2 separate regions of the Homo sapiens genome follow, and region 1 is linked to region 2. A link is an interaction called in ENCODE POLR2A ChIA-PET data of the cell type or tissue named here. Cell type or tissue: CD4-positive, alpha-beta T cell. All regions are shown on one strand. Each heading gives the region's core, and the rest is flanking DNA. Links, peaks and the distances in the headings are about the cores only. Region 1 has its middle 32 kb from the start of SLFN11. Region 2 overlaps SLFN5 (schlafen family member 5).

Region 1 (4,401 bases), core at 198-4,197, 77 kb before region 2:
ACAGTCATGGAAACTTTGGGGATAATTTGTTACCACAGCAAAATCTGGCTAGTTCTGATTTGTACAGAAATTGGTGCTTAGAGTGGGATGCTGCATAACAAAATAATTTAAATTGTGGCTTTGGTTCCAGGGCTGAGTGATGGGCAATGAAGAAAATATTATTGGAGGCTGGGAAAATGTCAACCCCTGTTTTGTAGCAGTGAAAGACTGGACAAAACAGTCACCTTTAATAACTTAGAATGAAGATAATGTATTAAATGAGCCTGTGGATTTGAGTGAAGAAGTAAGGAAACAGATGCTAGTAATATAGTTTGATCGCTACTAGGTAGGGTAATACAAAAGGTGGGAGGAAAAATGTGCTTGGAAAAGCACTAAACTCTTTGCAAGCAGGAAGGGAAGAAAATGGTCTACACATTTTTGGACTTTTAGAATAAGAAGTTGCAAATATTTCTCTTCTTCAACTAATAAAAAATCTGAGAATGTCTTTGGGTAACAAAGACAGAAATTCAAACTCAGTCTTTGGCAAAGAGGCAGTTAATAAGTAGCTATTAAACCTATGGTGGAAACCTCTGAATCAACTAAGATGTCAGCCAATAAATCCTTTCAGACAAAATTGCTCAGAGAAAAGAGCTTGAGTGCATTGCTTTCTGATGAAAGCCTGCTAATTCAAGGTAATATAATTAAATCTAAAGAGAGAAGCACATCTCAAAAATACTGAATTGTATTAGCACACAGAGTTAACTGGGACCGTATAGATTTAGAAAAACAACAAGAAGTTTTTGAGAAAGTTAAATTGCCAAGGAGCCATACCTAGATTTTTAAAATCCAGAAAGCAAAAACTGTGATGCTTTCAGACTAAACACAACCCTTGGACTCCAACATTCTTTGGGCAAGCAGTAGGTTGAGAAAGCTGGTTAGTTCTAAAGGAAGGTACAGTCCCCAGTTCCTGCTTTAAATGTGGTTGAAGAAAATAATAGAAAAGGGAAACTTTCCACTTTAAAAGTGGAAGAAGGGCAACAGAGTGAGACTCCATCTCAAAAAAAAAAAAAAAAAAAAGTGGAAAAAGATAATGACACCCTCTTGAGAGTGAAATCAGGAACCATGGGTTCTATTCAAGAGATACTGAATTCTTAGCCAGAGCAATTAGGCAAGAAAAAGAAATAAAAGGCACCCAAATTGGAAAGGACAAAATAAAATTATCTGTGTTTGCAGATGTCATGATATTATATACGGAAAATATTGTGGGATCTGACCAGCAGCCTGCAATCCAACGGGGCTCTTTCTTTGTTCCCAGGTGGATCGGCAGGTCAAGAAATAAAAGACACATGCGAGATAGTGAAAGCTGGGTCCAGGGGGGTCACCGCCTTCTGGTCTTGTGATGCCACGAATGCACTGGATATAGCAGCATTTATTATTAAGTTTAGTGAGGGTGGGGGTAGGTTAGTGAGGGATTTAGGGTCTTTGATTATGAGGTGAGATGGTCACATGGGGATGAAGTAATTCTTTAACATAACATCTGTATGCAGAAGTGCAGAATACAGAGATAAGAATTTACAATACAGTGTGTGTGTCAGTGATTTTTAACAGAGCCTTAAAACAGAAACACAGTCTATCCATAACCTATGTTTAGCAAGATATTAATCAGCAGTAACAGTTGCAGCAAAAGCTGGTTGCAAACAATTGATGGAAACAGGATGTGAAACTAGACAACCGGTGAGACCACAAATTCTCAGAAGGGAGTATGCCTTAACCCTAAAGAGACCTAGAAGAGCCATGGCAAGATAAGGGCATTTAAAACCCTATTTTATACATATGAATGGCCGCCCCTCATGCGTCCATTTATAGGCTCTCCACAAGGGTCGCATTCCATTCCCAGAGCTGTGAACATCTGCTTTTCTGGGATAAGAATATTGGTGATGTGAAACCTCCCTGACTGCACATCCGTTTATAGGCTCTCTGCAGGAGGAAGCACATCATGTGCTGTTGGCTCATTCAGGCAGCCCAACCTTGCATTGTCTTTACACAATCCTGCATGCAATTTTGTATTTATAATAATCAGGAGCATTTCATCTTTTATTCTGTAGCAATAGTTTCAGGGGGTCTCCCTACAAGAAAACCCTAAAAACTCCACAGGAACTGTTAGAACTAATTAACACATTTGGTAAAGTTACAAGGTACAAAACTAGAAATGCAAAAATCAGCAGTGTTTCTGTCCGATAACAACTATGCAAAATAGAAATCAGCCAGGCGTGGTGGCTCACACCTATAATCCCAGCACTTTGGGAGGCTGTGGAGGGTGGATCACTTGAGGTCAGGAGTTTGAGACCAGCCTAGCCAACATGGTAAAATGCTGTCTGTACTAAAAATACAAAAATTTGCTGGGCATGGTGGTGGACACCTGTAATCCCACCTACTCGGGAGGTTGAGGTGGGAGAATCACTTGAACCCAAGAGGTGGAAGTTGCAGTGAGTCAAGATCAAGCCACTGCACTCCAGCTTGGGTAACAAAATGAGACTCTGTCTCAAAAAAACAAAACAAAAAAAAAAAACACAAAAAAAAAAAGGAAAGAAAAGAAATCAAGAAAACAATCCCATTTACAATAGCTACAAAAAAAATACTTAGCAATAAGTTGAACAAAGGGAGTGAAAGATCTGCACATTAAAAATTATAAAACATTGATGAAAGAAATTGAAGACGACACTAATAAATGAAATGATATCCCATGTTCATGGATTGGAAGAATTAATATTGTTGAAATGTTTATTCTACCCAAAGTGAACTACAGGTTCACTACAATTTCTATCAAAATTCCAAGGACATTTTCCACAGAAATAGAAAAACAGTCTTAAAATTTCTATGGAACCACAAAAGATCCCAAATAGCCTAAGCAATCTTGAGTAAGAAGAACAAAGCAGGAGACTTTACACTACCTGATTTCAAAATGTAGCACAAAGCTATAGTAATCAAAACAGCATCGTACTGGCATAAAGAGAGTCATATAGACCAATGAAACAGAATAGAGATCCCAGAGATAAATATATACGTTCATAGGCCAAGCAACCTTGAGAAAGTTACCTTGAACATACATGGTGAAAGGATACTCTTTCCAATAAATAGTGTTGGGAAAACTGGATATCCAATGCAGAAGAATGAAATTGGGTCCTTATCTCATACCACATAAAAATAAACCCGAAATTGATTAAGGACTTACATGTAAAAGCTGAAACTATAAAACCACTGGCAGAAAACCCAAAGGGTGATTTATTGATGTTGGTCTTGGCAATGAATGTTTGGAATATGACCCCAAAAGTACAGGCAACAAAAGCAAAAAAAGACAAATGAATGACATAAAACAAAAAGCTTTTGCACAGCAAAGGAAATTATCAAAGGAATGGAGACAACCTACAGAAGGAGAGAAAATATTTGCAAACCATACATCTAATAAGGGGTTAGTATCTAAAATATAAAAAGAACTCAAACAATTCAATAGCAAGGAAACAAATAATTTAATTTAAAAATGAGCAAAGTATCTGAGTAGACATTTCTCAAAAGAAGACATTTCAATGGCCAATAGGTATATGAAAAAGTGTTCAATATTACTAATAATGAAGGAAATATTAATTAAAAGTACAAAGAGGTATCATCTCATCTCATACTCATGCAGCTATTACTAAAAAGACAAAAGATAAGTGTTGGCAAGGATGTGGAGAAAAGGGAGTATCTGCACACTGTTGGTGGGAACTTAAATTAGTGCAGCCATTAGAGAAAACAATATGGCAGTTCCTCAAAAAATTAAAAATATGCCAGGCTAAGTGATTCACACCTGTAATCCCAGCACTTTCGGAAGCTAAGGCAGGGAGACCACTTGAAGCCAGGAATCTGAGACCAGCCTGGGCAACACAACAAGACCTTATCTCTACAAAACATTTTTAAAAATTACCTGGGCATGGTGGCATGAGCCTGTGTTCCCAGCTGCTCTGTAGGCTGAGGCGGGAGGATCACTTGGGCTCACGAGGTTGAGGCTGCAGTGATCTAGGATGCCACCACTGCACTCTAGCCTGGGCAACAGAGTGAAATCTAATTTCTAAAAAAAATTAAAAATAAACATAGCTATCATATGATGCAGCAATCCTATTTCTGGGTATATGTCTGAAAGATATGAAATCAGTAGATCAATGAAGTATCTACAATCTCATGTTTGTTGTAGTATTATTAATAATTGCCAAGATATGGAATTAACCAAAACTGTCCATTGATGCATGTGTGATTAAAGAAAGTAAGACACACACACACACACACACACACACACACACGGGAATACTATTCAGACTTAGAAAAGAAGAAAATTCTGTCATCTGCAACAAGGTGGATGAACCTGGAGGACATTATGCTAAGTGAAAT
Region 2 (4,401 bases), core at 121-4,120:
GGATTTGTTTGGCTTTAAATATTGAGAGAGTTTCTAGAGACCCACAGGAAATGAGAAATTTGCACTTTTGTAGCAATGGCTTTTGAAAGACTAGCTAACATCCTGAAGACTCAGCAGAAGAAAGATATTAAACTGACTTTGTCGTTTTGTTGATTATTAAATTAAATGGAAAAACAAAATGTAACCTTTGAGTCCAATAGACTCATCCCCCTAGGCTCTCTATCATCTTCAAATCAATCAGTAAAACACAGTGTGCCTCCCTGGGGGACTGTGGCAGTCTTACCTTCATGTAGTAACCTAAGACGCTCCATAAGAATAAAAAATCAGAGCTAAGGAACAGATTCCACATAACCAAAAGGCTCACAAAAAGCATTTTAAAATATAGTGATCAAAAACACTAATGTCGTTAAAAGAAAAAGCAGAAAATAATAAAGTAATATAATGTGGTCTTGCAAAAAACAGTCTGTGATCTTACATTTCAAAACATGTCTTGCCCGTTCCCGGCACCTACAAGGCCAGATGAGCTACCTGCTCCATCCTTCACATTCTCGCTGCACGTCCCATTCAAGCTCTTCTGCAAGTGGCCATGTTAAAAATTTATAAAAATATCCGAGTCTGCCTGGCACGCTCAGAGATTCTCATGACAAGTTCTTCCCTCACTGAGCACTTCCCTGACCACCCAAAATAATCACCCCCTCCATCTACCTACACACATGTGCACGTGCGCGCGCGCACACACACACACACACACACACACACACACACACATCTCTGAGTCTCACGGTCCTCTAATTACTGATATCCCTTTTTACCATGGGAAATTCCTTGTCTATCTGTGTATTTGTCAGTGGTCTGTCTCTGCCCTAAAGGAGGAATCTTACATCGATTCGTTCTCAATCCCCAGCACCTAGAAAAGTATGTGACTTAATAAGTGAGTGTGTGCTTACATGTTTGGATTAAATGGTTTCACAGTTAATTAGAGATGAGAACCACTTAATTGTTTCTTAGGCTTGGGTTTCCTGTCACACAGAAGCCTTCAGAATATACAGATGTCTTTTTGCCCTAGAAGCCAAACAGAGCAGAAGATTGTAGGCCCCAGCCGGTGGGGCTACTCCTGGATTGATTCCAAACACGATATTTCTTTCCAGGCCTGAAAATCGACAGACACTGTCCAACACAATGTGATCGGTTAGAACATCCGACGCATCACCGATCTGTAGTAACAGATCAGACTCCTCATGGAGCTGAGACAGTTTTCTCTTCCTCATTGCTGTTAGAAGCCTGTCTTTATATTTTTCCACTTCACTTGCTTTGGTGAAAAGCACAGCAATATCCTTCGGAGAATAACCATTCCGCAAGAGAAAACGGCATTTATTCGCTACATAGATCAGTATCTCCTCCAAGTTCAAGTCTTCAATAATCTCTAAGTTGCCTGGGACACCTTGAGCCCATTTAGGTTCATAGAGCATCACCAGGGACCCAGGGGGGAGGTTAGGTGGAGGATTTTGTCGGGCTTCCTGCATTACTTGTTGTAGGTAATTAGCTATTGGACCTGCATTGCGGACCACTCTGTTGATCTCTTCTCTTGGATACTGGTCTGAGGGAGGGGGGAGGCCACTGCAACTCAAGTGATAGGTCTGAAAGTAGTCCAGAAAGATCCAGAGAACTCCTGGGCCATCCCTTGCTGTCTGAGTGATGAACTTTGCTTTCCCATACCAGTCCCCATCTTCAGTACGGAAATTCTGAGCGTCATCAATGATAATGTGCTGGATGTGTTCAAAGTTGTTTTTCATGAAGGTTTTCCGGGTCACTGGCTGGCAGATGTTTTTCTTGCTGAAACTGTAAGAAACAGAGTCAGGTTTTTCCCCAATGAAACAAAGAAAGCAGATTCTACTCTTAAACCCCTCTGGTCATGGTAAATACAATATGAATTTTAGCAAGTAAACTGAAAGCCACACCAGCCACAGTCACTCAAGAAAATAAAGTGAACACAGACAAGCAGCATACCTCACCAACTTCTTCAGGGGCTGGTTTTCACAGATGTAGAGAATGTTAGCCGGTTCACAGTGAAACACATTCCTGATCTTCTCCATGATCCTAAGAGCCAAGATAGTCTTCCCTGATCCAGGTAAGCCATGAACAAACAACTCTCTGGTCTTGCGAAGGTTCTTTGAAAGCAACTCATACTGTTTATTTGTCAGTAGGTTCAAAACCTCAGAGCCCAGCTCTTCACTTAAGAAGGATTTGAACCCAAGCAAGACTATCACGAGGGACTGTAACAGGGCTTCCATGTGCTGGGGGGTCATGAAGTTATAGGATTCAGGGTAAATTTGTAAATACGAACTGTAAACGCTCTGTGCTTTTCTATCAGAATTCAGCACACAGACCAAGGGGGTGATGCATAACCTCCCAGTGTAGCCGCCTTTGTTCACCAGCTTCTGCTTCAAAGAATAGGCAACTATCATAGAATAGCCCTTGCACCCCGCATCCCACTTGCTGAAGATGGTGTAGAGAATAGGGGTGTTGTTCTGGGAAATTAGAAGAGCATCACAGATGACTCCCTGCTTCTCTTGCAGACCTAAATCCACAGCCCAGCTTTGAGAAAAAATCAATATTCCTTGAGAGAAAGGGCGCATTTCTGTATTTATTAAGTCTCTGAGTCCTTTATGTTGTGAGAAGAGTTCCTTGTAGAGGCTTTCTGGAGTATATACCACTCTGTCTGAAAATACTAGACAGGGAAAGGATGGGAAGAAATTAGAAAAGCCTCAGACAAGCTAGTAATCATCATTATACGTAGAAGAATTAATCAACACTGGGACTCTACTATGTATCTACAATAGGTTATACATTAGTAATAAAAAGATAAACAATTCTTATTTTGATGGGGCGCTAATTAGCTGGTATAAACAGACAATAATAATTATGGTAAAAAGTGGTCAATACAACTAGAGAGAAGGACAGAAAGTATTATGTGAATACCAAGGAAAGGTACAATTTAGGAAAGAAGAAAATATGAAAGTCTTTATGAAGAAGGAAACACCTGAGCTGATTCTTTTTTTTCTTTTTTCTTTTTCTTTCTTCTTCTTTTTTTTTTTTTTTGAGATGGAGTCTTGCTCTGTCGCACCAGTGGTGCGATCTCGGCTCACTGCAACTTCTGTCTCCTGGGTTCAAGTGATTCTCCTGCCTCAGCCTCCCAAGTAGCTGGGACCAAAGGCGTGTGCCACCAAGCCTGGCTAATTTTTGTATTTTTAGTAGAGCTGGGGTTTCACCATGTTGGCCAGGCTGGTCTCAAACTCCTGGGCTCAAGTGATCTGCCCGCCTGGGCCTCCCAAAGTGCTGGGATCACAGGCGTGCGTCACCGCACCCAGCCCTGAGCTGATTATTAAAGGATGACTTGGAGTTAGTGAGTTGAAGAGGAGAATAGAGACATGGTCAAAAGAGGGCACATGACTAACACTCAGGGACAAGAAACAGCAAGGAAGCCGGGCGTGGTGGCTCATGCCTGTAATCCCAGCACCATGGGAGGCCGAGGCAGTTGGATCACTTAAGCCCAGGAGTTCAACACCAGCCTGGCCAACATGGTGAAACCCCATCTCTACAAAAAATACAAAACTTAGCCGGGCATGGTGGTGCGTGCCTGTAATCCCACCCACTCGGGGGGCTGAGGCACGAGAATCGCTTAAACCCAGGAGGCGGAGGTTGCAGCCAGCTGAGGTCACACCACTGCACTCCAGCCTGCACAACAGAGTGAGATCCTGTCTCAAAAAAAAATAAATAAATAAAAAGCAAGGTCCATTCAGGTCACTCCAAGCAGTTTGTGTTGCTGACATCCAAAGTGCGAGGCAAAGAGGTGGAAACAAGGATGGTGAGGAAGGCATTAGAGTGCCATCTTAACACCTGGCAAGATTACGTACTGTATGGTTTCACTTACCTGACATTCTGTAAAGCACAACTATAGGTACAGGCAACAGATCAATGGATGCTAGAGGTTAGGGATTTGGGGAGAGTTTGACTAAAAAGGGACAGCATGGAGACTTTTTTTTGGGGGGGACGGGGTCTTGCTCTGTCACCTAAACTGGGGTACAATGGTATGATCATGGCTCACTGCAGCCTCTACTTCCTGAGCTCAGGTGATTCTCCCACCTCAGCTTTCTAGGTAGCTGGGACTACAAGTGCATGCCACCACATGCAGCTAATTTTTGTATTTCTTTGTAGAGACAGAGTTTCACCATGTTGCCTAGGCTGGTCTTGAACTCCTGGGCTCAAGTGATCCTCCCACCTCGGTCTCCTAAAGTGCCAGGATTACAGGTGTGAGCCACCTCACCCGGCCATCTTTTTTTCTTTTTGATAGGATAAAATGATTCTAAGCTTCTTCCAGAAGAGAAATGCCGTGATAATACC

The links. ChIA-PET counts read pairs that join two places held together with the same protein. Peaks named below come from ENCODE experiments on the same cell type or tissue, not always from the same donor. Only the 100,000 strongest peaks of a DNase experiment are listed, where the experiment ranks them.
Region 1: POLR2A ChIA-PET joins it to region 2 with 5 read pairs; 2 of 35 experiments call an interaction of 5 or more read pairs at or near these places.

What each region holds. Positions count from the first base shown.
Region 1 is chr17:35,339,088-35,343,488 of GRCh38, reverse strand. No RefSeq gene overlaps it. Among named protein-coding and RNA genes, the nearest start is that of SLFN11, 32 kb to the left of the region's middle. In CD4-positive, alpha-beta T cell, for the core only: no CTCF peak of the experiment used is centred there; DNase peaks (open chromatin) are centred at 1,698 and 1,968.
Region 2 is chr17:35,262,510-35,266,910 of GRCh38, reverse strand. SLFN5 (schlafen family member 5) reads right to left here. Exons shown (of 5, transcript NM_144975.4): 4 at 2,008-2,728; 5 at 1-1,839. The coding sequence ends at 1,023. Among named protein-coding and RNA genes, the nearest start is that of SLFN5, 22 kb to the right of the region's middle. In CD4-positive, alpha-beta T cell, for the core only: no CTCF peak of the experiment used is centred there; no DNase peak of the experiment used is centred there.